2 separate regions of the Homo sapiens genome follow, and region 2 is linked to region 1. Evidence: chromatin contacts called from ENCODE Hi-C or POLR2A ChIA-PET data. All regions are on one chromosome and are shown on one strand. Each heading gives the region's core, a stretch centred on a gene start or an enhancer-like site at or near the end of the contact. The rest is flanking DNA. Distances are from core to core; before and after follow the strand shown.

What was found. Hi-C counts contacts between places; a loop is a spot of excess contacts on that map. ChIA-PET counts read pairs that join two places held with the same protein, here RNA polymerase II (POLR2A).
Region 2: POLR2A ChIA-PET joins it to region 1 with 19 read pairs in activated naive CD4-positive, alpha-beta T cell. The contact joins two enhancer-like sites. A Hi-C loop is called at or near these places in 3 of 168 maps with a recorded cell type or tissue (MCF 10A, endothelial cell of hepatic sinusoid and transverse colon). POLR2A ChIA-PET finds 5 or more read pairs at or near these places in 20 of 52 experiments (CD4-positive, alpha-beta T cell, CD8-positive, alpha-beta T cell, GM10248 and 14 more).

What each region holds. Positions count from the first base shown.
Region 1 is chr6:137,882,258-137,885,124 of GRCh38, reverse strand. It overlaps TNFAIP3 (TNF alpha induced protein 3), which reads right to left. Exons shown (of 9, transcript NM_001270508.2): 9 at 1,813-2,867. Among named protein-coding and RNA genes, the nearest start is that of WAKMAR2, 15 kb to the right of the region's middle. Within about 2 kb of position 1,429, at least 10 of the 41 ENCODE cell types and tissues checked have a DNase peak (open chromatin) inside an H3K27ac peak, as active enhancers do.
Region 2 is chr6:137,798,664-137,801,530 of GRCh38, reverse strand. No RefSeq gene overlaps it. Among named protein-coding and RNA genes, the nearest start is that of LINC02539, 61 kb to the right of the region's middle. Within about 2 kb of position 1,375, at least 3 of the 41 ENCODE cell types and tissues checked have a DNase peak (open chromatin) inside an H3K27ac peak, as active enhancers do.

The sequences.
Region 1 (2,867 bases), core at 180-2,679:
ATGCCCATCAATGATAGACTGGATAAAGAAAATGTGGCACATATACACCATGGAATACTATGCAGCCATAAAAAAGGATGAGTTCATGTCCTTTGCAAAGCCATGGATGAAGCTGGAAACCATCATTCTCAGCAAACTAACACAGGAACAGAAAACCAGACACTGCATGTTCTCACTTATAAGTGGGAGTTGAACAATGAGAACACATGGACACAGGGAAGGGAACATCACACACTGGGGCCTGTCACGGGGTAGGGGGGCTAGGAGAGGCACAGCATTAGTAGAAATACCTAATGTAGATGATGGGTTGATGGGTGCAGCAAACCACTATGGCACATGTATACCTATGTAACAAACCTGAACGTTCTACACATGTATCCCAGAACTTAAAGTATAATAAAAAAAAATTTAAAAAAGACTCTGTCTCAAAAATAAATAAATAAATAAATAGAGCCTTATAACTCACTGTAGCCTTAAGCAGTTCTCCCACCTCAGCCTCCTGAGTAGCTGGAACTACAGGTGCCTATTCACTCTTACTGCTATATGATAATCCATTATATGAATATACCACAATATATTTCTCTTTTCTCCTGTTAATGAACATTTGGATCGTTTGTAGTTTGGAGCTATTATGAATACTGCTGAGATGAACATTTTAGTACCATATTTTGGTGAACATATGCATGCATTTCTGTTTTATGGGTGTATAGCTAGGAGTAGAGTGTATACCATTGAGTGTATACCTAGGATTGGAATTTTTGGATCATAAGGTAGGTATACGTCCTAATAAATATTGCTAAACATTAAAAAAAAAAGAAAAGATCCTTACTAAACGAAAGCAATAAGACTTTGTCTTGTATGGTGGATAAACTGAGAAATTAGAATACATACTTGGAATTTGGATATTAAAGAATAAAATAATTTAGCTGGCTCTGATAATGGTGGTTATGTTAAAAGGACATATTCTATTCAATTAGAGGTGCACACTGAAATATTTATGGGTATGAAGACACAATATCTGGGATTTGCTTTCAAGTAGTCCAGGAAAAACAAAAAAGAGGATGTGATAGATGAAACAAATTGGGCAGAACGTTGGTAATTATTGAAACTGGAGGATGGCTATAGAGTGGCTCTTTATAGTACTTGTCACTTTCTTATTAAAGTTTTCTACTTTTAAAAAGTTAAAAAAAAATTATAAATATATTTTTTAAAGTGTGATTCTAAAATCTGGCTGATCATCCAGATCACCCGAGGAGCTTAAAAAAGTAGATTCTGGGAGCTGCGCAGTCCTGCTGAATCAGTCGTCTGTGAGTCCATTTGTACTGGATGGGAGGTGGGGATGAAGGCTTGCGCATGGAGGAATGTGTTATTTTTTAATTTCCTGGTTCTGGCAGCCAGCACAGCCACGCTGCCTCCTCTGCTTTGTCTGACCCAGGAGATCTTACATCAGTCTTCCTTCCTGCCTGCCTACTTCTCTCTTTCCTGTCTTTCCCTCCTCCTCCCTCTTGTTTTCTCTTTCTTCACTTTATAAAAGTTTAGGGCAGGAAGCTTAAAAGGGCCACAGGGTCCTAGCATCCCTTTCCTCTTCCCATCAGAGGAAGAGTGTCTTCATTGTCAAGCGGGGGCTTGTGCTTGAGGACTGGGCCTGGACCTCATACAGTTATTATTTATGAAAAGCTGCCTTGCTACCATGGATGAGAGATGTGTGCATTGCTCAGGTGCACCTCAAAATAAAGCTGCTTAGGAAGCACAGTCTTAATATCCAAGCCTTTCTTTTTCTTTCAGCATTCATCAATTGAAAACATCACAATCTGTTCTTAAATAATTTATTTTTTAATGTTGACTCTTGTGAAAAGTTACATTTATTTAGAAAAACTTGAAGAAATCCAACAAAGAATAGGTGGCTTTCTATTAGGGACAATTAAATGTGCAAATTTCAAATACTTTTTATAATAAGTATAAATAATTACTTTTTTTCACATTAAGAATGGAAATAATGATCAACACAAAATATTAAGATATCAACTTTAAGAGAATTAGATGAAAACACTGAAGTTTATTTGGTATCTTTGGAAAGAAATTATAAAGATTCGTCTGGGAAAAACTTAGGGGGCTCTAAGGGGAAAGTGTGCCTAATAGTATGAGTAAAGGCTGTGTAGAGTTATGGATCACAAATATTTTCAGGCCATAAGTACAGACCCCCAAAATGGCAGCCTTTATCTCTGGGGAAAATGCATTTCCCCTCCTTTTTTTTTTTTCTTCTAGAGCAAATATGACAGCAACCACAAAGCACACAGAGAAACTGTAAGCCAGCAACAGAAAGAGATTTCCTCATACTCATGGTTACTGGCTTTTGCTGTCCCAATACCAGGGTACCATGGGATGCAGGGGACTTCCCAGCCCCCCCAGGACACAGTGTTAACAGAAAATAAAACCATCACAAAAGGCCACATCTTTCCCTGTGACCATTGCCAGTCTCATCCCTGCTCCTTCCCTATCTCATCTCCAAGGAGGTAGGACACTCAGAGGCATTAACAGAACACAGAGTATAGTTTTTTATTACATAGCTGGAGTTTCATAAGGAGAAGCACGAAACATCGATGAATATGTATGTATACCTTGGATGCAATTCCTTCTTTCCTGGGGAGGCAAGCAAAAGTGTATCAAAGAGGCCAATTTACTCCCTGTGGTCAGGAACTTGCCCACAGCCTGACTCAAAGCAAGGATGTTCTCTCAGGAGAACACTGTGGCATTTTCCCCAGAGCTGAAGAAATATCTTCACTTAAATAATCTTGAAGTTTGTAATAAAATAAATAAAGTGAATTACACAAAAAGGACTAGAGCTCCCTTTAAAAAGGCAGCTGGTT
Region 2 (2,867 bases), core at 126-2,625, 84 kb after region 1:
GGAGTGGCTTTCTAAAAGAGACCATTTCAAACCTGAGTACACTGGCCTGAACTTTCACCTCCCCTTTGATATTCACGCTTTTGGTGTTCCCAAGAAGGCAGACTGAGATTCGTGTTCAGCAGGGCTCCAAACACTTGGTGGGTTTGGCTCAAAAATATCTTATTTACAGATACCTTTTTCTCTTAGAAGTTTAAATCACTTGAAATGCATGTAATTAATCTTAATGAATAAAGACGGGCTTTATCAGAGATCAGAGGGCTCTGGAAGGCTACTGACATTCCCAAGAACACGCTCTCAGGCACTAGCTGACTCCCAGCAGTGGTGAGCCTCATATCAGGTCCTTCAGCTTCAGGAGCGTGTTAAGATGGAGATGCACTCATCACCACTGGGCTCTCTTAGAGATTCTGATTAGAAAGATGGGTCCCAGGAAATTGCATTTTTAGCAAGCACCTACGACAATTCTGAAAGCAAGATGTTTGTGGGCTGAACTATGAAAAACTCAAGGCTTAAAGGAAGCATCACCAATAGCAAGTTAGAGATTAACTTAAAGGATCAGGAAGGGTTGCAGCAGGAAGCAGACTCCAACTCCTGTGACTGAATAAAGAATTTCAGTGAAGAAATTATGAGCATGTGGGTAGGTTTAAAGGAAACAATAGGGGTTGTTAAAGCATTCAGAGACTGGCAATAGCTGGAAATCATCACCGTCCATAGGGCTGAAGGAACAAGGGGAATGTAATAGTGTCACTAAATTCCATTAAGCAATGGGGCTGATGAGGACAGGCCCCCAACAAGGGCTGTAGCCAAAAAGGGATGCAGCAGGTGCCAGAGACAGGGAGGGTGCATAAAAACAGGGAGGGTCAAACAGGCCAGGCACCTACAGTGGTAGAACCCAAATGGAAGCCAGCCAACAAGGGAGCCTGAATGAGCAATTCCAAGGGGCAGTTTCTCTGGGCACTAAACAGGGCAGAGAAGGGCAGGCAGGGGTGGCAATGGAAAATCATCAGCATATTTCAAATCTTAAGAACAACATCACCAACATGAAGAATTGCTGGACAATTAAGGGAGTGAGTAGACCAAAAGGGAAGTCATCTCTACTACCACTACTGCTGAGAGCATCAGTTATAGGAGACGGCCAAGGCCAGGCGTCTTGGAATCAGGAGGGGATGTGGAGGTATAAAGTGTTGGGGAAGGAGAAAGGAAGATGGCAGGGCAGGGCTGTGGTGCTGCGAACCTGACAGATTAGCCTTTTTCAGTCAGCCCTGAAAACCATAAGAAATACACCTGAAAGTACTGTAACAGCCTTCCCAAGACATTCTGAGTAGCACTCACTGTCCTGAGCACCAATTCAGTGTCTTTCTTTGCTGATAGCATTGCCAAAGCTCACTGCTGCCCCCTGGATAAAACAAACCAACTTAATGAACACTTGAAGCTCTCATCATAAATTGTCTTATTATGATGAATCAGGAAGCATCTAATTTCCTCCCTAGATTATGACCACCATTAAGAGGATAGCCAATTAAAAACATTATGTAACTGGATCACATATGTCAGTTCATAGTACAGCTGAGATGTAGAGAAAAGGGGATTTCTTTATCTTTTGTTTAACTAAATTGGCCCTCCCAAGCTTCCACCAGTTCAACCTAGTTGAGATAGTGAGGTCTAGGTGAAAGCATGGAAAAGAACGTGACTTGCTGGTTCCATGTTGTGCTGACGGGATATGGATAGGCCCTGGGCTCATGACAGTTCACAGGTTGCGCTGACAGGAATCCGTGTATCTGTAGCAGCCAGCCCCTTGTCCAGAGCTGCTGCCCTGTTGCTCTTCAGGGCTGAAACCTGCAGCTGGTGGTCTCCAGCTCCAGCAATGTTCTTAAAAAGAACTCGACACTCATTTCCTGATCTCTGCTTCTCTTCAACTCAAATGAGCTCTAGCCCTTTGGGTTTCTGCTGCCTCCATCCCTTGGCTTGGCTGTCCATCCTGTGCTGTGGGGTCACCTTGCTTTGTCTCAGCAGACCCTGTGGCAAGTCCTCTGGCTTTCATCTCAGCATCCAGACCCTGTGGCAAGTCCTCTGGCTTTCATCTCAGCATCCAGTGGGGCAAGAGAATGAAGGGAAGCTCCAGATTGCCAGCTAGCTTGCCAGCTAGCTCTTTCTGTCTGCTCATGTCCTTCCACCCTCTTAAGCACCTGATGATCACATGTGGGTGTGGGCCTGTCTTCACTGTAATCCTCTCCCTACCATCCAAATGGGCATTTATGGCAGCCCGTCTCCTGGGTGATCCTCTCAATGTATCCAAAAAATATACAGTTGATCCTCATTATTTGTAGATTTGCCTATTTGCTAAAATTTATTTCTAACCCCCAAATCAAAACTTGTGCTTTTGTATCATTCATAGACATGCATGATGTGGTAAAAAATTTGAGTCACTCATGCACTTTTCCAGTTGAGGTCGCACCAGGTGAGGCTCTGCCTTTTTGTTTCAGCTCTCATCCTGTAAACAAAAGTCCTTCTGCCTCCTTAGTTGCCCATGTTTTCATTTTTGTGGTTTTTTCTTTGTGACTTTACTGTTTCAAATGGCTCCCCGCCATAGTGCAGAAGTGATGTTTGGTGTTCCTAAGCTGAAGAATGCTGTGATGACCTTACAGAGAAAAGACGTGTTATGGACTGAAGGTTTGTGTCCCTGCAAATTCATATGTTGAAGGTCCAGCCCAAGTTTGGCTGTATATGGAAATGGGGTCTTTAAAGAGGTTTTAAGGTTAAAAGAATGGGCCTTATCAGGTTATTGGGGGGGGGGTCATAAATTGGGCCCTGATCTGATAAAATTAGTGTCTTTATAAAAAGAGCTTTCTCTCTCTTCTGCCCACCCTGCC